Regions from separate parts of the Mus musculus genome. Here all the other regions are linked to region 1. A link is a loop called in an ENCODE intact Hi-C map of the cell type or tissue named here. Cell type or tissue: left cerebral cortex. All regions are shown on one strand.

Evidence for each region. Hi-C counts contacts between places; a loop is a spot of excess contacts. Peaks named below come from ENCODE experiments on the same cell type or tissue, not always from the same donor. Only the 100,000 strongest peaks of a DNase experiment are listed, where the experiment ranks them.
Region 2: it touches region 1 in a loop (2.2-fold over the local background); 3 of 42 quality-filtered maps call a loop at or near these places.
Region 3: it touches region 1 in a loop (2.2-fold over the local background); 4 of 42 quality-filtered maps call a loop at or near these places.

What each region holds. Positions count from the first base shown.
Region 1 is chr14:32,459,688-32,467,687 of GRCm38, forward strand. Chat (choline acetyltransferase) reads right to left here and starts at 6,222. Exons shown (of 16, transcript NM_009891.2): 1 at 6,120-6,222; 2 at 1,038-1,226. Slc18a3 (solute carrier family 18 (vesicular monoamine), member 3) reads right to left here and starts at 5,163. Exons shown (of 1, transcript NM_021712.3): 1 at 2,750-5,163. The coding sequence starts at 4,737. The coding sequence ends at 3,145. In left cerebral cortex, a CTCF peak has its summit at 3,986; no DNase peak of the experiment used is centred here; H3K4me3 peaks cover 300 bases.
Region 2 is chr14:32,349,347-32,357,346 of GRCm38, forward strand. Gm52134 (a long non-coding RNA gene) reads right to left here and starts at 3,931. Exons shown (of 3, transcript XR_003951182.1): 1 at 3,788-3,931; 2 at 3,583-3,696; 3 at 1,382-1,600. In left cerebral cortex, no CTCF peak of the experiment used is centred here; no DNase peak of the experiment used is centred here.
Region 3 is chr14:32,370,136-32,378,135 of GRCm38, forward strand. 1700024G13Rik (RIKEN cDNA 1700024G13 gene) reads right to left here. Exons shown (of 3, transcript NM_001034037.1): 2 at 7,717-7,836; 3 at 6,367-6,526. The coding sequence ends at 6,462. Among named protein-coding and RNA genes, the nearest start is that of 1700024G13Rik, 14 kb to the right of the region's middle. In left cerebral cortex, no CTCF peak of the experiment used is centred here; no DNase peak of the experiment used is centred here.

The DNA.
Region 1 (8,000 bases):
GCAGCAGCAGCAGCAGCCAGGTGCTGGCATAAGGCTCACTTGGTTCGGGGGAGAGACCATCCAGAAAGGAGGAAGAAGCAGACCTAAGACTAGAAGAGTTGGTGCATGCCTGGTCCCACTGAACAGAGAGGATAGAAAGGCCGTGTACAGTGCACTCCCAGCACAATAGTCCTAGAGACCACTGTACCTAGAAATGGCAGGATGAGTATGTGGGTGTTCTGTTGATTACTTTGTGAGGTCAACCAAGGCAAGGTCAAGTTAATGAAGGCTGTACCGATTATGCACCTAATTCTCCTTTTGGGCCATCTCAGAAGTGGGAAGGGAAAAACACTAGCCAGCCCTTAACGGAGAGGAGAGTGGACCCTGCCATCTGACATCCTGATCGGTATTCCACTGTCCCCACACACCCCAGCTCCTTCCTCCTAAGCCTCTTGATCCAGGCTTAGAGAATTTGAATGTATTTGTCTTTCTGCGGTTTGGTACTCTCCCATTTCTGCTTCTATTGGCCTGGCTTGTGGGGGCACTTGGGGGTCCTCTGCTCTGCCCTGAAGGTCCAACACCAGTCTGTTCTGGTTTCCCAGGCTCTCAGTGCTGTCACTCTCTCGCAGATGTGGCACTTAACGCCAGCACTCCCCACCTTCTCAAGAATGGCTGGAGGAAACTGAGGCCCAGCGATATTACTAACGCCCCCGGTACAACACGACAAAACCACAGACCTTGGGATTGGCAGATGTCAGGCAAAGTAAAAGTAAAGATGGGAAAAGATAAGGGAAGTCCCAAGCCCTGATAATCAAGCCCTCCCAGCCCAGAATCCCTGCAGTCTCCTAGATGTACCCCGACGACTACTGGTGCCTGGAACGCTGTAGACTCTGAGCGTCCCGGAATCTCTGGGCCTGGGAAGCTGTCCCTCGGTGGACAGCTCCTCCGGAGAAGGACACCTCCCCCCGCCACCCTCCCCCCCCCCCCCAGCCCCCAGGGACAACGCCTGGGTCCGCGGGCTCTTCAGCGCCAGCGCACTGCTGCCCAGCCCTTCTCACCTGCTCTCCTGGGCTGTTACGCACCGAACCGGCACTGTTCCACACCAAGCAGGGCTGGAGGCGGCTGCGTGAGCCAGAAGGGCCAGGGAGGGGGTGGCAGCAGTACCAGAGGTTGGGCCCGCCACCTAGGTTCTGTAGCAGAGCCTCCGACGAAGTTGCCAGATCCCAGCAGCCGCCCCGACTGACTGACTGCAAGCAAACCAGCCACACCTCTCTCGACTCCCTCCCCTCCCTCCTCCCTCCCCCTCTTCTCTTTTTTCCCTCCCCCTTTTCCTTCCCTGCCTCTCTTCCTCACAGTCCACTGCTCCCCCTACCCCACACTCTGCCCTGCGTTTCCCTGTTTTCTGCCCTCAAAACCTGTCTAGGACAGCTTCCCGGATGAGTTCCTGCACTGGCATCAGACTTAGGCCTTGGAAAGGGGCACAGAACATTGCCTCCCCACCGCCCCACCCCAGCCTGCCCCCCACCCCAGTCCCCATACTCCCCCATCCGCACCGGCTCCTGGGCAGCTGCTTATGCAGAACCCTGGGGAGTGCTTGAGTCAGAAGAAATTTTGCCCCTCCTCACAAGGCTGAAATCTTACTGCACCCCTTTAAAATATTAAAAATTAAGGAGTTGGTTGGCCACAGTAAGACCTCCCTTGTTTTCTTTTACCATCCAATTCCTGCAGGTTCTTTGGGAAGGGAGGAGCAGACAAGAGACCACAGACTTGGTCCACTCTGATGGTAAGTGGGAGTTGTTTAAAGCCTCAACCAGAGGCCCACAGACACTCCTCCCAGGCAAAGTACTCTCCCATCTTACACAAACAGACTCAGTCAAGGATAGACAGGCAGACAGGCAGGCAGACAGACAAGTACTCCCCCTACCACCACACCTCTCACACAAAAAGACTCAAACAAGGACAGACAGACACACAGAGAGACAGACACAAGCCCCTCTTACACAAGAAGACTCAGACAAGGACACACACACACACCAACTGCAGACCTTCCCCCTGCATACACAGGTTACCCTACCCCAACTGCCTCTTCACCCTGAAATCAAAGAGTCCCATGTGCAGGCATCAGGATTCAGGAATGAGTGTACTGCCTTCAGCCTGGGCCTCCATGGTAGGAAATCAAGGGCGGGAGCCCCCACCCTCACCCCCACCCCGGATAACCCTGAGCGGCCACTTATATTCAGGACAGGGTGGACTAGGGATTAGCATCAGTTCCTACATCAATCTTCCTTCCGTTTTCCATTCCAACTTTCATGACTGAGAAAAGGCAGATCCATGGGTAACTGTTTTCTCATTCCTCAGATGATAGAGCCTGGATCCTTAATGAACACTGTCACCAGGCCGAGACCCTATAAAATGGGGACTACCTCCTCTTCTCTGCAGAAACCAGCTCCCTTGTGCTCCTCTCTTGACAAGATGAGGCGAGGTCCCACTGTGTGGGAAAGCCCTTGGTGCCAGCTGTCCTCCGAGGCCAGGCAGATCCTCAGGTTCCCTCGGGTGGAACCTCCAGGTGCTACACTGGGCTTGGAAAGGAGAGACTATCGTGTGTGTGTGTGTGTGGGGGGGGGGGGGGATTGGGGTTGTTTCCTTTTCCCAGGCAGTAAAGGATCTTCAGAGCTTCCACCCCTCCTCAGGTCTGCATTGAACATGTGAACCCCAGTGTGCTTAGGTTTTGTGTCACACTGCCCACCCCTCATCAGTAAAGAGACTTGGCCTCCTCAGACAGATATGGTTTATTAATTCAGGCCGGAGGCACCAGGGTGTAGTAGACCAAGTTTGGCACTGGAAAGATCCGCAGGAAGGACAAACAGATGCATGACTGTACTTGGGGGCTCTCAGTAGGTGGTTGGTGATCACCGGTACACCTCTGCCAAGAGCCCAATGCCTCCCTGATCCATTCCCTCAATGAATACGAGTGTGTTTGGAGAGGGGGTTAGACTGGGAGGGGTCACGGAGAAGGGATTCCAGCAAAGGAATTCAGGGCGGGGGACGGGCTAGGGTACTCATTAGAGGAGGTGGGCCCCAAGCCAAAGTTGGCCAGCGCTCTTGAAGAATGACCATCTTGACCTAAATGGGGAGGGTAGGTGGCCTGGAGGAGAAGCGGGTCTGCTAGCTGCGGGAGTAGTAGTTGTAGTCGTCCTCACAGCCATCAAAAGGGCCAGGCGGGCTACAAGGTTCACCGCCGTCCTTGCCCTGCACCTCACGCAGGCGCATCGCGTCGTACAGACCCTGCGGCGGTTCATCAAGCAGCACATCGCGCTCGGAACGCGAGCGTGTAAGGAGGCCCACATTACGCAAGAGCAATAGGACCGGTGCGTAGAGCAGGTTGGCCAGGCCCATGCCAAGGCTGAGCTGCTCAAAGCCAAGTGAGTGAACGATATGGCCTGCTACTATGGGCCCGAGAGCGTAGGCCACAGAATAGGAGATGTCAGCTATGGCATAGACACTGCCATAGACTGATACGTGGCGCACGTCCACCAGAAAGGCGAGCGTGGGTAGGAGCGCCGTGTCCACCAACGCGATGCCGAAGCAGAGGCCGCAGAGCGAGACCACTAAGGGCGCGAAGGATCGGCAGGCAGGTACGACGCAAGAGCTCACTCCGATTACCGCTAGCCCGAGAGCGCCATACAGCCACTGCAGGTGTGGATAGCGCGCCGCTAGACGCACGGTGAGATAGACGCCTAACACGTGTGGCACGAAAGCCGGCAGCCAAACCATGCCCATCTCCCACTCGGATGCCGCCATTGTGTGCTTCATCCACGTGGCTATGGTGGGCTCGAGAAACGCAAGGGGAATGTTACAAGTTGTGAGCGCTCCGGCTACAACAGCGATGTAAGGGTCTAGCATGAGGCGATGGATAGGTGTGCCCACGGGCAGGTTGGCCCGCGCCCGAGCCGCAGCTGAGAAAGGCTTAGCCACCGCCAGGAGTAGGAGTGCGTCGAAGAGCGACACGGCGGCGAGCACTAGAAAGGGTACACGCTTGCCCGCGAACTCGTAGAGGATGCCCCCAAACGGTGGCGCCACTAGGCTTCCAAAGCTGATGAAGGCTAGCGCCACGCCCAGAGCACGACTGCGCTCAGGCTCCTCGGGATACTTGTCGGCGATCATGGCAATGCCAGACGTGTCCGCGAAGGCTGAGCCCAGGCCTTGTAGACTGCGCGCAGCGAAGAGCGTGGCATAGTCTTCTGCAAAGGCAAACATGACTGTGGAGGCGAACATGACGCCCAGGCCAATAAGCAGCGGCACGTCGTAGCTCATGCGATCAATGAAAGGCCCGCTTAAGGGGTTCACCAGAAGCTGCAGGATGGCCTTGGAGGCAAATAGCACGCCTATCTTCACATCTTCACTTTCTGTGGGGTAGCGAGGCCGCAGGATTGACCGAGCCGACCCGGCAGCCGTCGGGGACGCCGAGGTGTTGGCCAAGTAGGCGCTGGCATTAGCCAGAGTGGGCGGCGGCAGGGTGGGTTCCCACACCTCAGAGATCAGGGTAGGGCTCTCGCTGCCCCCGCGCATGTGAGCGATATAGTCGGGAACAATGGGCACGATGACCATGTACAACATGTTGTCCAGTAACAGTGCAACGCACACGATGACCAGCACCAGGCGCCGCTGCCTCTGGGGCTCTTGTAGCGCGGCTCCCACTGCTTCCGACAGCTTGGTGGCCGCCGCCCGGGCCTGACCGGTTGGCGCGGTGGGTTCCATGCCCCTACCCGCTGCTCTTCCTAAGATGCCTCCACCGGAGTCGGGTGTCGGCGTCCCGCAGTGCAGAGGCTAGGGTACGGTACTTCGGGGGCGCGGTCCTAGCCGCGTAGCGCCCCCTGTGCTTCAGGTGGCTGTGGGGTTCATATCCCCGAGCTCAGGAGAAAAAAAAAAAAAAATCAAGGATTGTCCCGCGCGGCGCCGCTGCTCTTAGATGCTCCAGGGACCAGTTGCCGCTGTTTCGGATGCAACCGCGGAGGCCGGCAAGCCGAGGGGCTGAGGCGGGAGACTGGACGCGCGGTGCCCAGAGAGAGCAGGAGCAGCCCCTGCCGCGCAGAGAGGCCGTGTGCACCCGCCCAGGGGCATGCTGCCGCCGCCCGCCGTCTCTCCAGCCCTCCCCGCGCGTCCGCTCTTGCCTCTTCCTCCACCGCCGCCTCTCTTTTTTTTTTTTTTTCTCCCTCCACTTGGGGCTATGACGCGGTGAGTCTCGGCCCCCGAGTGGTGCCCGGGCCACTGGCGTCGCTCATGCTAATAGGACGTCGTCGGGGCGGGGGCCGGGGGCCGGGGGCGGGGCGCGTCCGGGCAGGGGTCCGCTTCCGAGATGTTTCCAGGTTGGGAGCAAGGGGAAGGGGATCTTGGCGAGCTGTAGTCCTAGACAAGCCCCTGGGGATGGGTGAGCAGTGGAAGGAACCGGCCCTATGTTTCCCCCAGTTCTGGGACCTATAGGGGTGAGGTTCCCCCAATTGGGAGGAGGGGTGCGGCAGCCGGTTCCCCGCAGCCTGGTGGGAGACGGGAGAGCCGGGGGCTCTAGACCTCCTCCTCAGCCTGGACTTCGGCGCACAGCGGGCACGGAGCCCCCGAGGTGAGCCGCGCTGCCTCCATCTGTTCTCGCAGCTGGAACACGCAGCCGGGACCCAGAGGCACAGCGCAAGCAACCCCCTTCCTCAATCCCGCCCCCAGCCCGTCTCATCCCCTCCTCCGGGAAGGGAGGGGGAAGGTACAGAGCCTTCAGGGTCTGGTTCCGACCCACCTGCCCTTAGGCAGAAAGTCTTAGCAGCTAATTCCAGTCTTTAAGGGTTTGAGTATTGAGAGGAGGAGTCGTTCTTTGCACCCAGGGTCCTGGAAGTCAAAACTAACACTTTTTGACCTCCCCCTACCTGGCCTCTCCTTTTCGGCTTTCCGGGCGCGGGTCTCTCCCCCCCCCCCCCCCAGCTCCGCCTATTTTCCCTTCCTTTCTACTCTCCCACTCCTCTTTCTAACTCCTCCCTGGCCCTCTTCTCTCCAGACCTTACCCTCCCTCTGCTCTTGAGAGCCTCCGCCCACTTTTCTGCATTTCCTCACCCCACCCCCACCCCGGCCGCCTCCAAGTCTTGAGTGGGGCTCACAAGTGGCGTGGAAGCTTCTGGGTCTCACGCAGCAGGGCCTCTGCAGCTTTGCTGTCAGTAGAGGCTTAGGAAGGCTCACCTTCCTTCCGGGAGGGCTGCACACGCTGAGCGTCCTGATTTGCAGGCGACAGGCTGAACAGATCAGCCTATGCGTTGGGCCCAGTGTGTCCTCAGAAGAGTTTTGACCCTAGATGGCACGTGAGGCCCGAGTTCCAGTCCACAGACTGGAAGGAGAGAGGATGCCAGTCAGCTGAGATTGGAGGTGGTGGTGACGTTGAGATTGGACTTTCCCTGTCTTGCGGAATCACAGGAGCCTTCAGATCCCAAGCTAGCCTCGGATTTAGCTTCTTCCACTGGGCTTCCCACCCGGGAAGGAGACATCGTGATCTGGGCTCCAGAGGCAGACAAATAGGATGGCTTCCAGAGCTACCACTTACTAGATAACAGTGCCAAGGGAGACGTTGTTTCTCCTTCTGCCCCCACTGTCCCTTTATTTATCTGTAAAATGGAGTACCTACAGCTTAGGGTGTGGTACACGCATGATGAGAAGCATCAGTATTTGCCATTGTTGCTGTGACATGCTCTGCCCTGTGTTCATGTCACAGTGGAGGGTCTTGTGAAGAGCAGACAGACACCAGGGCCATCCTGACTCTCTGGCTTATCCCTCGAGTGGGAAGGCATTGTGAGCCTGGTCTCTGTCCGAGCTGGTAGAAGATACAGAAAGAGCTGGAAAGTTGGCTTCTCTTCTTATGCCAGCTGCAAGATGATGTGACAGAGACCAGAGTCAGGGAGAGAAGGCAGCACTCAAGTGGTCTAGCCCAACCTCTCAACCCCGTACACAGGTACTCCTGAAAGGAGGAGACTCACCTAAGTAGAGAGCTGCCCAGTCACATGCCCTGTGATGGCCCAGCTGCCCTTAAAATGAGGGAAGAAGCCTAAATATGAGGACAGCTGTGGCTCTGGATAATGTTGGGCAAGTCACAGTTGCCCTACCTCTGGCCCACTTGGCCTCTGTTCATCAAGAGGTTACCAAAATTCACACTGCTGAAAGTGCAGCAAAACGACTTTAAATATTATCCCACTGCCTTTGTTCATAGCACATACTCCAGAGACTCGCTTTCCCTCAGCTTGCTCCATGTACTCTGTCACCTGCTTGGCTCTCCAGACACTCTAGTTTAAGAATACTCTGGGTTCCTCTGACTTTTCTACAAAAGCTACACTGATGGTTTTTAAAGAGGTATTCCACACCCTACATGGTAACGATTATTTATTCATATATTGTCGCGCCGTCTGAGTAAAATCAGGAGGCAGGATGACACGGGAGGCAGCAGTTTTCTCTCTAGTGGTTAACAGACAGTAGAATCTTCCAAAAAATAAACTTCCCAGTCCTAGCAAGCTGCAGACCTCGTCTCTTGGCTCTCCAGCCCACATAATAATCCTTAGCTGTTCCTGAGAATGAAGCCAGTTCATTTTGGGACTCACACCCAACTCTCGCCTCCTCCATTCCTCTATGACAAGATGCGGACTCACTTGTTCTGTGCCAGGGCCATGGGTATACTCTTACTTCATCCTTCCTCAATCCTGGTACAGCAAAGATGCTATCTGCCCCCATCACACCCCCCACAGGGAAGTTGTTCTTATGCCCTGGCACATCTGGTTCCAGGCTGTTAAGACCTGCTTCATGGTCTTCATGCCACCTCCCTTTTCTTTGTGTTTCATTATGCCTCTATCACTCCATCTGCAGTGTGGCACACCTTGGCAGGGTAAGGGCAAGAGGCATAAAAACTGGAGTGAGGAAGGCAATGGGCTGGATTCTTCCAGGTCTTTAGCTCCCAAATAAGAAGGCAGAGCTTTTACATCTGAAGGATACAGGGGTCACAG
Region 2 (8,000 bases), 110 kb before region 1:
ACTTTAGAGGGCCAGGCAAGTAGTGGTACTATTAAATAATTACAGACTGTTCACCAGTCTTATTTAAAATAACCAAGTATTTAGAATGGTGGCTAAAACAACCTAAACATTGAGAGTGGTGCATTTCAGATTCTGAAAGAACACAACTGGTAATGGCCTGACACACCCAGCAAAACTGTTGGAGTGAGGATGGCAGTTTCCATGATAAAAGTGGGCTACAGAATTCATGGCTGCCACTTCATCCCTACAGAAAATGCTGGAGGAAATACCTAAGACTGGAGAGAAAGATGAATATACTCAAGAGTCTACAAGAAGAATAAAATAAATAATGCTTAGCAGGGGCGAGCTAAGAACTACCCAAATGCCACAAATCAGCAAACAAAATGACAGGAATCAGCATACACCTTTCATAATCATGGGATATTAAATGATGTGGGCGCTCTCAAGAGAGAAGGAAATAGAACCTTGAATTAGAAAATATCTTTTTGTAATTTTTGCTTCAAAGGAACATTTCTCACTATCAAAGATAAACACACTTATAGGATAAAATGATGGACAAAACTATTCCATGCAAACAGACTCAGGAACAGGCAGCATTGCTATTCCAATTTCTGACAAAATAGACTTGTCAGAAGAGATGGAGATACTTCATACTGATCAAGGAAATAATCCATCAAGAGGAAATTAAATACATACTCAGCAAACACAGGCTCACCCAGTTTCCTAAAAACAAATGCTGTAATATTTAAAGTCACAAATTCATCCTAACAGCAATACAATACCTCACTTACTAGATGACGGGAAAAAAATCAATATAGAAACGTTGGGATTATAGATCAAATGGACTTTACAGACATCTACAGCACAGTCTACCTAGCCACCAAAGAATTTGCCCTCTCCCCAGCACGAGGAACCATCTAAAATTGATCACTTATTAGGTCACAAACCAAGCCTCAGTGCAGGGAAATTAATGCCCTGCATCTGATCTGATCATAGCGGAGTAAAGACTTAAAACAGCAAGAGCAACTACAGAAAATAACAAACTCGTGGAGAGTAAACAACATTCCATTCAATGGTGTGTAAGTCATCAAAGAAGAAATGAAAGCCTGAGATCTGAAAGAAAATGAACAGTTATGAAAATCTGGGATACAGCGAAGGCAGTGGTGGAGTCAAGTTTATAACTAAATATCTACATAAAACAAAACAAAAGCCAGGTGTGAGTGGTGCGTGCCTTTAATCCCAGCACCCTGGAGCCAGAGATGCGGAAAGTCTGAGTTCCAGGACAGTTTGGGCTACAAGGAGAAACGCTGTCTGAAAAAACGAACAAACCAACCCTCATGATGCACCTTAAGGCACTGGAAAGAACCATTTCCCAGAGCAATAGGGTTGGCAAAAAGGAAGACCAGGGTATAAATAAATGAAATAGGGATGGAAAAGGGTACAATGAATCAAAAAAGCAAATAATTGGTTCTTAGAGAAACGAGATTGGCAAATAAAAGAAATACCCAAATTGATGCTATCAGAGATGAATAGGGACACATTAAGGAAACACAGAGACTTTTAAAGACATACCTTAAAGTTTCACATGCCACCAGCTAAACTAGAAAATAAAAAGAAACATGGATTTCTAGGTGATAATGATCTAATAAAGCAATATGAAGTACATCATTAAAACTGACATAACAAGCAATAAAGTAGAAGAAAAAAATCCCCCAAATAAAAAAGAGTCTAGTTCTGCCACTCTCTGCCTAGGCTCAGGGACTGACCTAATCAGGTAGGGCAAGAGAATGAAGAAAGGACAGACACACGGAAAAGCTGGGATGTGCTGTGTGCTGTGCTGTGCTCACTCTTACAGAGGCCACTAACACACCAGCAATCCAGAAACAGCATTTATTTTACATTTCTGAATCAAGAAAGTGGGGTTATGGTAAACAGCTGAGTGATAGGTGGGGTTATGGTAAACAGATGAAGAGGGGTGGGGTTATAGTAAACAGATGAATGAAGAGGTGGGGTTATGGTAAAAAGCTGGGTGAGGGGTGGGGTTATGCTAGACAGCTGGACGAGGGGTGGGGTTATGGTAAACAGCAGGGCGAGGGGTGGGGTTATGGTAAACAGATGAAGAGGGGTGGGGTTATGGTAAACAGCAGGGCGAGGGGTGGGGTTATGGTAAACAGATGAAGTGGGGTGGGGTTATGGTAAACAGATGAAGTGGGGTGGGGTTATGGTAAACAGATGAAGAGGGGTGGGGTTATGGTAAACAGATGAAGAGGGGTGGGGTTATGGTAAACAGATGAAGAGGGGTGGGGTTATGGTAAACAGCAGGGCGAGGGGTGGGGTTATGGTAAACAGCAGGGCGAGGGATAGGGTTGTAGTACACAGCTGAATGAGGAGATGGAAGAGCAGTTTCAGGTTGTAACCATATTGGAAGAGGAAGCTGTAGTTGACAGTTTCTGTACACACTGAATATTTACACTTGGACCGGAGAAAAGCTTTGCTATGCCTCTGAGCCTTAACTGGGGTAGGCTTTGCCATTCTCACTGGTCAAATCATTGGGGGTCTTTGATATGGCTTTGCCTTCCCTCCTCTACTTAGGTCATCTGAGAGCTGAGTGCAAAATTCTACCAGACTATTAAAAAAGATCACAATGCCCTGGTTATTCTGTAAATAGAAAAGGAACACTTCTAAATTTTTCTTATGAAGCCCTCAGTGTCCTGCTACCCAGGCAAATAAGAGTTGTAGGCTGATCTCCCCATATGGATATAGGTGCAAACATCCTTAATAAAATATTTGCAAACCTAATTCAAGTACACATCAAAAAGATCATGATGGTTTCATTTCAGACATACAGGTATGTTCAACATAACTAGATCAGTAAATATAATTCATCACATAAATGGCCTCGTGTTGAAAACTTGACTACATCTGGAATCAACCAAGCCTCTGGGCATGCCTGTGGGGACATTTTCTTAATTAGATCCACCCTAAATCTGGGACACACCTTCTGGTGGAAGCTCACATGAAAGGAGATGAAGGACGGAAGCTTTTTGCTTTTGGTCTGCTTCCCTCACTCTCACTGCAAATTCATCTACCCTGTCCCTGAGGCATGCCTTTGCCGGTAGTAGAGTCTACTTCTTTAGGATCTCAATAGAGACTCAAGACCAGCCGAGGCATCCAACTTCACAGACTGAATAACTACTAGATACTTGGCCTTTCTGTTCGGAGACAGCCACTGTTGGACTAGCCAGACCACAGACTGTAAGCCACTCTAAAAAATAATACATATGCATATATATTATCTAGTACACACACACACACATGCACTTATACCTTCGTATTCATTCTACCAGTTCTATTCCTCCAGAGAACCTTGACTGACACAGATTCAAGGTTAGGAAACCACATAATCATCTCAATAGATGATGCAGACAAGGCCTTGGACAAAACCCAGCATCCTGACCTATAGATGCAGACAAGGCCTTGGACAAAACCCAGCATGCTGACCTTTGGTGGTGAGAGCAGCATCTATAAACCCAGCTCCACAGAGAACCACCGCCGCGTCCTTGCACGGCTCCAGGAACTGACCTGACTGGACCGTGAGACGGGGAAGACACAGAGGAATGTAGAGAAACGCTGGAATAAGGTGGACTTGGGCTTCTGATGGAGAAGCGCAGCTCCCCCGAAGAATCAGCATGCTTACTACATACATTGAACAGAAAGGTGGGGGTTGTTTCATGTAGTTAAATCAAGGACACGGGATTCATGCCATAGCTGAGTCGAGCAGGTTTACCTAATCTCCATAGGAGCAGCTTCTGTGGGAGAGCAGTCTTCAGGATATAAATGTCCCAGGCAGAGAAAGCTTTGGTGTCCATTTCCCTCACGTGCTATCAGCATTCAGACTTGAATCAAGAGGGGAGGCTTTGCCGTTGCTCTCTGAACCTCATCCCAGGGAGAAGGCTTTGCCACTCCCACGGGGCTGAGGCAGTGCAGTAATTAAACATAGGTGTGTCCACATCAAGAGCACGCATTGACTCAAGACATCATCCACTCCCAACAAACCAAGACAGAAGCCTGCCCTTGCAACCACATTCCTGAAGGCTCAATAAGAGATGTGACCAGCCTCTGTGACATGACTGACCTATGAAAGCATGCCCACTGGTGGAACCAAATCGGTGACCCAGGTTTGAGCAGGTTCACACAGAGGCAGGAACTACACTTGCAAACTCATCACTAAAGGACCACCTGTAGGTGTCGAGTAGCATCAGCAGTGACCCGCAGAGGGTGGTCCACAGCCGAGAGAAGCATGGGAGACCTCTCGAGGGTGTAACAGGCACCCGAGAGCTGGAGCAGGAACACCAAGAGAGCCAAGATGGGAAGAGCCAGAGCACATGCATACCCTGCACCCCACTCAGCTCCCTCCCCTCAAGTTTACTTTTCCTTATTTAATTCTCAGTGCCAATGTCACGAGTCAGCTTTGTCCTGCTCTGCTTGGAAGTTTGCACAGCACCTTCTGGAATTACAAAAGCTGGTCCTCAGGCAAGACGTTTTGGAGCAGATCTAGCTGGTTTTCTCCAAGCCCTGTGTCTGAATGCATGGTTCTTCAGCCACGGGGACTTACCTTCAGCCTCTGGGAGGCAACCAAAGGCAGCTGCAATGGATTCTGGTGTTTTGGGAGTCTCTTGGACACCCTTGGCCAATAACTCAGAGTAGTTTCTCAAATTGGTACTGGGGTCATTGTTAGATAGGATATGACTCGTGGGGGAAATATTGTCTTATAGATCCATTAAAACTGCACGTTATATACACAAATACATGTATTATATGTAATTTTAAGTGAATGTAAAAATACTATGATTCCTTCTGGCTTTTTTCAAACATCCTTAGGGTTATTTATTCTATCTCCTTCCTTCCGTATTGGCTCCCTGGACTGGCTAGTTTTGTGTCAACTTGACACAGCTGGAGTTACCACAGAGAAATGAGCTTCAGTTGGGGAAATGCCTCCATGAGATCCAGCTGTAAGGCATTTTCTCAATTAGTGATCAAGGGGGAAAGGACCCTTGTGGGTGGGACCATCTCTGGGCTGGTGGTCTTGGTTCTATAAGAGAGCAGGCTGAGCAAGCCAGGGGAAGCAAGCCAGTAAGGAACATCCCTCCATGGCCTCTGCATCAGCTCCTGCTTCCTGACCTGCTTGAGTTCCAGTCCTGACTTCCTTTGGTGATCAACAGCAATGTGGAAAGTGTAAGCTGAATAAACCCTTTCCTCCCCAACTTGCTTCTTGGTCCTGATGTTTGTGCAGAAATAGAAACCCTGACTAAGACACTCCCCTCCCCAATTATATCCACCCCCTTTTCATTTCTCCCTTCACATGAGAGGCTTTGGAGAAAGAAGAAGTAGAGTGGGAAATGATGTAATTATAGTTTAATTTGAAAAATGCAAATAAAAACATACATAAAATTACAGTTAAATAAATTACATAAAATTTCCCTGAATTGATTTTTAAGTTTAGTTTCATCCAAGTGACAGTTCCATAGACACATATATGTCTCTGTGTGTGTATTTACATATACATATATGTTTATAATACGTTTAAGAAGTCACAAAACAATTGATTCCTATTGTTTTAAAAATATCACCTTTGGCTTTTTGTTTCTGTTCACCATGAGTTGAAAAATCTCTTCTAGGAGAATTCCAGGGCCAAGAAGCAGGAGTGGGTGGGTTGGGGAGCGGGGGGGGGGGGTATAGGGGACTTTTGGGATAGCATTTGAAATGTAAATGAAGAAAATATCTAATAAAAATTGTTTAAAAAATCTTAATTCAGTCACACACACACACAAAAAAAGAAAGAGAAAGAAAGAAAAAAAGAAAGAAAAGAAAAGAAAAGAAAAAAGAAAAGAAAAATCTCTTCTAGGGCTGGAGAGATGGCTCAATGGTTAAGAGCACTGGATGCTCCTCTAGAGGACACAGGTTCAATTCCTGGCACCCTCAGGACAGTTCACAATTGTCTGTAACTTCAGTTCCAGGGGGTCCATGGCACCAGGTATGCATGTGGTACACATATGTATGCATGCAGGCAAAATACCCATACACATAAAATAAATAAATCTTTTAAAAAAGATTCTTCTTTCCCCTCCCTTCCCCTCCCTTCCCCTCCCTTGTTCCTATAGAACTCTACTCTCCCTTTTGTTTCTTTGACTCTCTCTGCTCTTCTCAGCGTTCTGCTCTTTTGCGCTCTGTCTCTGTCTTTGTGTCTCTCTGTCTCTGTGTCTCTCTGCCTCTGTGTCTCTGTCTCTGTCTTTCTCTCTCAACACCCCCTCCCCACCTGCCCTCTGAGCACACTGGCCATGTTTAGTCTGCTCCTGTCACTCCCTGCTCTGTGCTCTTCCAGATGCCTCTGACTGAATAAAATCCATAGCCTCCAACCTCACACTGTGGAGTGGTCATGTCCTTGTTTCAGTCACAGGCTAGGACAGTAACTAAGCAAATGAACAATTAAAAACAAACTCCAAATCATCAAGAGAACAGACAGCAACCACACCTTTCAGTAACTAACTATTAATGGTCTCAACTTCCTAATCAAAGGACAGAAATTAACAGGATTGAGAAACAAGATCCCCCTCAGCAGTTGAGAGCACTGGCTGCCCTTCTAGAGGACTCAGACTTGATTCCCAGCACTTACATGGCTGCTAACAGCCAATAAATAAGAACAGATGATTTCAACAACCCACTCTCACATACATTGACGTGTGTGACTACCGCTGCATAAAAAGGCAGAACCATATGTCACCCCAAAGGTCATCTGTACCCACCACCATTGACTGAGTGTACTCACTATCCACTCACTACCCCTGACCCCAGCAAACTAATCCATCTCCATTCATATGGGCCTGTAATTTGTTTTATGAATGGAATCACCCTCTTAGCCACCTTTTGATATCAGTGTTCCACACCCATCCTCCATTCAGCAATATGCCCTTACCTCTAAGAGGTACTTCATTTCTAGGGATAAGTTTCATTGTAAGTGCTGAAGCGGAAGGCTACATGTTGGACACTGATTGTGGAAATGTTTTTGGCTTTAAATTGGGGTCACTAGTGTCTTGGGTTTTTTTATTATTAATATTATAATAAAGCACCATGACTTAAAGCATCATTTCATCTTACAGTTCTCAAGTCAGAGTACATCCCTGAGAGATGCCAGGGCAGGAACTCAAGGCAGAAACCTGGAGGCAGGAGCTGGTGCAGAGGCCATGAAGGAGTGCTGCTTATAGGCTGTCTCTCTATGGCATGATCAGCCTGCTTTCTTATACTACCCAAGACTAGCAGCCCAGGAGCGACACCTCCCATAGTGGGCTGGGCCCTCCCACATCAATCATTAATTCAGAAGATGCACTACAGACTTAACGACCAGCCAGTCCTATAGAAGCATGTCCTCAACCGAGAGTCCCCTTCACAAATGATTCTAGCTTGTATCAAGTTGAACACTTGTCTGTTCCCTAGTTGTCACTCAGAGACTGACTTGTATATATTTTGTAACTTTGGTAATTAAATTCCCTGAAAAGTACGGGGGAAAGGCTTCCAGCTAACAGTGGAACAGAAGTTTCTTGTATTGAGAAGAGACGTGAACATTATTGAAGAGGCTGTGGCTGTAGGGCTCCTGCTGCAGAAAGGATAGCCCAGACCTTTCTCCATACCTGGGAGCCTCATACAGCAACCTGTGGCTCCTCACCGCCCTGCCCTACATGGAAGTAAAGCCCACCCAAGGTGTCTGGATCCCCACATTAAAGCCAGATTCAGGACCCCATCTGCTACCCATGGGCAGCTGTCAGTGCCTCTGAACTCTGCCAGAAAATGGACTCCTTGAGGTAGGGAGGCGAAGCTCTCTGATGGATGACCCAGGGGTCCATAGGGCTTCCTCCTTTCACCATCTGGCCTGCTGGGTCTCAGGATTCAGCCCATGGTAGGGAGGGAACAGTGAGCGTTTTCTGTGTGTGATTATGGTCACGGTA
Region 3 (8,000 bases), 90 kb before region 1:
ACCAGAGCCCATGAAACCTGCTGGAGGTGAGCCAGGCAGTAAGGTCCCCTAGAGCCATGGTGCCCACGGTCCTTGACACTCCTGTCCAGAGTCAGTCTGGCTTGGGGGGGGGGGGGCTTGTTCTTCTACCTTGCAGGAAGATACTTCTGATCAAACTGCGGGTTTTATTGCTGATCTTTCACACAAACCCCAAGCCAGGAAAAACCCCAGAATCTGGGTGGTGTACTTGAAAATTGTTCATCTTTCCACAGTATCTGTGTATTAAAATGCACATTTTCATTTATAAGCCTTTTGCTTTGGATAAAGAGCAGTAGATCCCTGTGTTCCAGTGAACGGAGGCTGGGGAGCTGTGATTCCTGAGGAAGGGAGCCAGGCTGAGACCTTCCCTAGGATGTATTCAGTATGTAACTCTTTCATCTGAGGTCTTAAAGGAGACTAGGATGGCACTGGGATAGCGGATGAGCAGCTGGCTAAGCCCTAATACTGATGTGGTCACATGATGAACAGAGAAAGCTAATGAGAACCAGTTTCAAATTCTGCATCATGTCCCTTTCTCTATGGGCTTTGCATTAGACTTCCAAGCTGCTCTGACTACTGTACTTTGAACTGAGTCCCAGATGCATTATGGCTTTTTTTTTAATGACATTTAAATCCTACCACTGGCCTACCTTTTAGTCTATATACATACTATCTTAGTTACTTTAATATTGCCATGACTGAACAGCACAATCAAGACAACTTATAAAAGAAAACATTTAATCTGGGGCTCATGGCTCCAGTTAGAGTTCGTGACCGTCACGGTAGGGAGTACAACAGCAGACAGACAGATGTGGTACTAGAGGAGCAGTTGGGAGCTCATGTCTGATCCACAAGCACAAGGCATAGAGAAGGGAGGGAGGGAGAGAGGGAGAGGGACGGGGACGGGGACAAGGGGGGGGAGGAGAGAGAGAGGAGAGGATTAAGACCCTCATCCTAGCTGCCTGGAAGCCGGTATTCTGCTAGCAACCTTCAGATAAAGATGTAGAACCCTCAGCTCCTCCTGGACCATACCTGTCTGGATTCTGCCATGTTCCTGCCTTGATGACAATGGACTGAACCTCCAAACCTGTAAGTCGACTCCAATTAAATGTTGTCCTTATAAAAGTTGCCTTGGTATTGGTGTCTATTCACAGTAGTGAAACTCTAACTAAGACAGAGGCAAAGAGGGAGTCAACTGCTATAACATGGACTTTTGCAACCTAAAAGCACACTTCAGTGACGCACCCCCTCCAAGAAGGCCACACCTGTTAAACCTTCCTAAACAGTCACCAACCAACTGGGGACTAAGCATTTAAACATATGAGCCTATGGGGCCATCCTCACTCAAACCACACACACTAACAGGATACCCTATGTTTCTCATGGTTCCTTTCCCTGTTCTCTCTCTGTTTCTTCCTGGAATTCCCACACTGTGCTTTTTGGCCAACAGAACTTGTACAGTCTTTAGGTCTCCGGTCACCTGTCACACAGCCTCTGAGTCGGCCTTCCCTTCCCCCACTCCATCCCTGTAGTGCCAGGTACAACCTGGCAGACACTTCTGGCCTGTGGCATCACATTCTGAGTATTATGGGGCTTGCTTGGTGGCCTCCCTTACTTCTCTACATGACAAGCTCCGCAATGAAAAATCTCTTTTTTCTGCCTTTGTGCTCTAGAAGAGCCATCAAGGTTAGCAGCCTGTTGAGGGAACATCTAAGCAACATGATTGAAACTGGTCATTAGTGGCAGGTGCTAGTGGTTAACTTTATGGTAAATTTAACCTAGACATAGTGCCAAGATATGTGGTCCTCTTTCCTCCCTTCCTTCCTGTCTGCTTTCCAACCCCTCCCCTCTCCTTTCCACTTTTCCTAGGATGATAGAAGCAACTGTTTCCCTTGTGTGTTTCTGTCTGTCTGTCTGTCTGTCTGTCTGCACGTGTGCACATGCTGACATGCCCACCTCTAACTACAGCACATGGTCTTCCCCATGTCTGATGCTAACTCTCTCAGAATGTGGATAGTCTACGTTCTATCTATATCAGCTGAAACACTCGTCACAAAAGCAGGTTCTTCAATCCCATCCCAGACCCTACAACCATCAGGTAAAAAAGGGGCTTAGACTGCCTACAGGAGACCAAAATATCAGTGCCTTCCGGGCAGCCAGAAGCTTAGTATTGTATGATGGGAATATCACTGGTACAGTCTGGTCCGGTTCCTGCTAGCTTGTTAACTGGTGTATCTCAGCTTTCTTTTTCAACTTCTGGGTGTCTGCTCTTGACCTCCTCTGAAGGGCCACTCAAGTGGGAGCATCATTTTCACAAAGGTCTCTGACCATGCAGATGCATGCAGTCCAGTATCTCTCAAGAGGCACTTCTGCATCTGGAGGGGTGTGTGTGTGTGTGTGTGTGTGTGTGTGTGTGAGAGAGAGAGAGAGAGAGAATTCAGCCTCTCTAGTGTCATTTCAGAAAGCTGTCTGCTGTTTCTTTGCATAGGTAAATGATTGGGTCAAAGGTTTCACTGGAACAGAGTAGTTTACATACAGCCCCACTGTAGATAGAGCTGCCAAGGGGATCCTGGGAAGAGAGGCCCTGGAATTTATGGGGAAGGACAATGATGCCCAGACCAAAGGCACACCTGCTGCAGCCTTGCGCAAACTACTGATGGCCATGGGCGTGCTTGCTTTTCAAACAGCATTGTGGGTTTTTTTTATTGTTTTGTTTTGTTTTTGTTTTGTTTTTTATAAGGCTTTATAGATATGACTCAGTGCTAAAACTCTTGCCAGACATGTGGGTGGTCCTAGGTTCAATCCTCAGTACCAGAAAAAAAAAAAAAAAAAAGGAAGAGAAATAAAATAGAAAGCCAGACTTGTAGCCTTTCTGGAAAGACCCAGAAGATTCATAGCCCCAGACCTGTTTCCTCCCGGAAAGCAAGAGTGACATTGGAACTGAGTGACTGTACCCAGAGCCTGGACATACCTCTCTCTCCACCCTCACAGGTTGCTGGGCTGTTTGGCCTATTGTCTCAGATGAGCTTGGCTCTGTCCGGCTACTGTCACCCAGGCTTTGTAGCTCCAGAGTGTGAGCTTACATGGAGAAGGCCCCTGATCTGTTTCCTGTGACTCGAGACACTTGTTCCCAGCCAAGCTGAGAGCACCTGGCTACACCACCATTTTATGCTGTTTTCCCTTTAAATGTTCAATTCAGGAAGGTTATCCCTCTGTGCCCCATCAGACACCCGTGTCAGCATTTTCTTGTCTTTCCCCTGGATCTGGCTGGCTGGTGTGCTCTTCCTGAAAACTTGGCCCCCTCAGGGAGCATGCGTGCTATCAACTGTGAGTTGCCTTCCAGAAACACTGAACCAACCACAAAGGCAGCAGCTGGACGTTAGTGTCTAAGGAGAATCATTTGGGTATCACTTCCCGGGGTTACTCTGGGAGATGTGTCCAAGGAAGAATTAAGCCTCAGAGGGTACAAGGGTCTCTTCCCAGTCTTCTGTCGGTCACACTACTGAAATGTTTTTGTCACTGACTCAGGAGCTGATGGTCTCCCATATATGGCGAAGTCACAGGATTGTTGGTCACAGATTTCAAGGATAGAACTAATAAGAGAAAATAGGTGTGGTTAGCAGGGCCTCTAACAGCAGTCCTGGAAGTCCTGGAAAGCCCCTTCACCCCCAAATCTAGTCATTAACATTTTTTAAATGAAAAAGCTTAGAAACTCTAAATTTCATTTTAAAACTGCTGAGACAGAACCATGCCTTTGATTTTATTCTAAAAAGGACGCTTGCTTTCTTTATGTGGGGCCACTAACAGGGCCTTGATTTGTCATCTTCTAAGTTTGAGATGTGATTAATTAATTGGTGTTTTAAAAGTATTAAAAGGCACCTGGATGTCTGGCTCACTGAGGCACAGAGCATGTCTGTCTCCACAGGGAGCGGGCAGGTCCTGGTTCCCCATGGGGAAGTGTCTTCAAGGAGATGGAAGGCATGGTCAGTCATTTCCAAAGAGAGTTAGGCCATGTGGCTAGATGGCTACTGTGCCAGCCTTAAGTATATTTATTTAGTTTCTCTCCCTCTCTCCCTCCCTCCCTTCCTCCCTCCCTCCCTCCCTCCCTCCCTCCCTCCCTCCCTCCCTCCCTCTCTGTCTCTGTCTCTCTCTGTCTCTCTCTCTGTCTCTCTCTCTCTCTGTGTGTGTGTGTGTGTGTGTGTGTGTGTATAAGGACAATTGTAAGAGTTGGCTCTGAGACTGGGCAGTGGTGGCCTTTAATCCCAGCATTTGGGAGGCAGAGGCAGGTGGATTTCTGAGTTCAAGGCCAGCCTGGTCTACAGAGTGAGTTCCAGGACAGCCAGGGCTACACAGAGAAATTCTGTCTCGAAAAACAACAACAACAACAACAACAACAACAAAGAGTTGGCTTTGTCCTCTTACCATGTGAGCCCTGGATCAAACTCAGATCTCTAGACTTGGCCTCAAGCTCCTTTTATCCACTGAGTGGTCTCACTGACTCTTACATTTATTATAAATGTTTATGTGAAAGTGTTTTTTTCTATGGTTTGGAATAGGTTTTTCTTTTCAGGTTTGTGTCCTGGAAGTTTGGCCTGCCGTGTAATGGTGGAATCCCTGAGAGGCAGGACCTAATAGGAGGTAGCAGAGTCATGACTGATTCTTGTAGAGGGGACTGAATCTGGCCTCACAGGTCTCAAGAGTTATTGTAAAAGCAAACTTAGAGGCCCTGTCTCGTGGTCCCTCTCACAGTGGGCATCACCTGCCATGTAATGATACATCACCAGACACCAACATCACACGGTTTAGACTTTCTAGACACAGAATTATGAGCCAAGTAAACCTCTTCTCTTCATGCATTACCTAGGGCCAGAGGCTGAGTTACAGCCACAACACAAAACGGACAAAGGCAACTTCTACACACATGCAAGGAGGAGGAACACCCCTGATTTAGACACAGTGTTTGGACAGTTAGTAAATGCTCAGCCACAGGGGGACAAGATCAATATAAGACACTAAGGTAAAAGGAGAAAATACACTGTGACCCTGACCAGGCAAAGTCATGTTCCATCTACATTTATTTCTGTGACTATCTAGAGCTAAACAGAAGAAATTCTAACGTGAAGTACATCAAAATGATGCTGAATTCTACTCTGCCATTATGATGTACTTTCTATGGTTCTTTAGTGAAAATAATTCCTCTAAAATTCTATATTGAAGCAAAGAAAGGTGCTACGTATTTTGTAACTGAAGCTGGCCTCTCACTAAGGACTAAGGAACCGTGAAAACCAGCGACAGGCATGGGAAGGGAACTGTCCCAGAGCCTGCTCTTCTTGCTAAGGGGAGGATTAAATATTTCTCTGAGTGCGTTGTAATCTGGATTGACTCTGACAAATGAATCTTGGGCCAAGGCTCCAAGTCAGCACGTGGAATCTCTATTGGGCTTCGTAATTTGGGGATGCGAGGGGACCTGAGGCTTCCTGGGATGAAGGGAAGGACAGACTCCAAGGTGGTATAAATTCTCTGCAGGGCATGAGAGTGCCTTCTTTCTGCATAGTCTCCTGACTTCCACTGGGATCTTCTCTAAGGTGAACGGTCTTCTTCAAACAGCCTCATGTTACCATCATACAGTGATATATATACACAACACACACACATAAATTAATACATATTCTTACACACACGCAGAGCATAGGACTTGGAAAGCAAACACACATCATTTCACAACTGATTCCTTTTTTACCTTGCCTGTCACTAAAGCTCCTTTTCATGAGGTTCTGTTCTCCACCAGAGAGCCCGAGAGCCACTCCAGTCTGCCCCAGACTGCCTCCTGCCTCCTTTAGAGCATCCTGATAAACTGGCTAACACAAAAGGCGGCAGATGCTTTTCTTGTTTGCAGCGGGGACAAGTAAAGATTTGATTTCACATAGTTTTATACTAGCAATTAAAAATGTATTCCAGTAAGAACAAGAAATAAACCCGTACAGAAGGTCAGGTTTCAGAATTCTGCATTTACACTGGTTCGGTCCAGACTTTCAGAGCCCTCATTCCCACCCCCTACTTGGAAGCTCGTTAACTTCACCTGCCCCTGGTTCTTGGCAGGCTTCGGAATGCAATGTCTAATGCTTCTGGCAATGGTGCTTTATTAGGGGATGGAGCTCTGTTATTAGATTGCATTTTCTTATTTCCTTCAGATCCAGTGCACCTGATATTGGAGGGCTCTCCCTATGGGCTAAGACTGGGAGACGCTGCCAGGGAGGAGTTTTTATTATTTTTGTGGGTGCCTATGCAGCCAGATGAGAATTCCAGACTGGACAGACTAGTGGACAGGTGGCATCGCCATGTCCTAACTGGTAGAGCCCACCGTCCATGTGGCTCCTAAGCCCCTTTTGCAGGTACTGTAGACTGGAGGACATAGCTGGTGTTCTTCTGTCTGCTCCACGAGATCAGAAGGCATTTAGCACAGCGATCCTGGCCTCTTCACACAGTGGGTCTAGTTTGCCATCACCCCCTAGAAAAATAGATAACACTTTTTGGACAGTTTTAAATACAAATTGATGTAATATTAAGTATACCTTGGGTTTTCACTAGGAGTGTATTTCCGAAGGCTACAGGCATGTGAACTGTTAAGCAGCCTCTAGCAGTTTTGGTGGAGCCCTGAAGCTCTTGCTCTTAGGCACGGGGAGGCAGACTTGGTGCCAGTCTATAGGGCCATAAATGTCCCAGGGCAAAGAAATGTGCAGACTATTGCTGATCATGTCATATCCTGTGAATATACTGACTCTAATTGTCTCAGAAATCTAGATAAAGTAAACAAATAGAACAAAAATCATGTTGAAAGAAAATAATAAGACATACATTACTAATGTGAAAAATGGAAACTAAACACAAAACCGCATTTTCTTCCAATTACATCTGAAGGCTGGGCTCAGCTTTCTTTTCTTTCCTCATCTGTCTACAGTGTTTGGTGAAGAAGTTAGGCAGCACAACAGTGCACCAGATGTGTGTGTGTGTGGGGGGATGTTTGTGGTATGTGTGTGTGGTGTGTGATGTGTTGTTTATGGGTGGTGTGTGTATGACAGGGTGTGTGTGTGTGTTTGGTGTGTGTATGTGTATTTGTATGTTTCTCTGTGTCAGGGTATATGTGGTGTGTGTGTGTTTGTGTGAGTGTGTGTTAGGATATGTGTGTAGTGTGTGCATTTGTATATGTACATGGTGTGTGTGTGGTGTGTGTGAGTGTATATGGTATATGTGAGTGTGTGTTTTATGTGATTGTGTTTGTGTGTACATGGTGTGTGTGTGTGGTATGTGTGAGTGTGTGGTATATGTGATTGTGTTTGTGTGTACATGGTGTGTGTGAATGTGTATTATGTGTGTTTGTGTGTATATGGTATGTGTTGTGTGTTATGTGTGAGTGTATATTGTGTGTGTGATTGTGTGTTATGTGTGAGTATGTGTTTGTGTGTATATGGTGTGTGTGTGAGTGTGTGCTCACACAAGTGTATATCCCCCAACACACACACACACACACACACGCTGTCTTTCATGTGCTGCAGGGACCAGGCCTCTTGAAGTGAGTTTGAAATGCAAAAAGAACCCCAGTTTGATTCTAGGCATGGCTCCCTGACCATTTCCACTAGAAACAGAGGGCAAAGGCTGCTCAGCAAAGACCAAGGGCTAGGGAGAGCTCCACAGCCTTACCAAACTCCAGCTCTTGGATATCACATTGAAAGACCGTCTCCTCATTTACCACAAGCTCCACCAGATTCCAGTCTTCTATCTGCTCCAGGATGATCTGATGTCCGTCTTTGGCCAACACAGCTGGAAAGAAAAGAGGGACATGTGTGACATGGATAGATTCCACATTAGCCTACGCCCACGTCCTCACGGATGTCGGCAGCTTGTCTCCTCCCCGGTTGTTCACGGTCATAAGCTAACCACCTGGTGGGCCCTAGCTGCTCCCTGGCCTCCATGTGTTCTTAAAG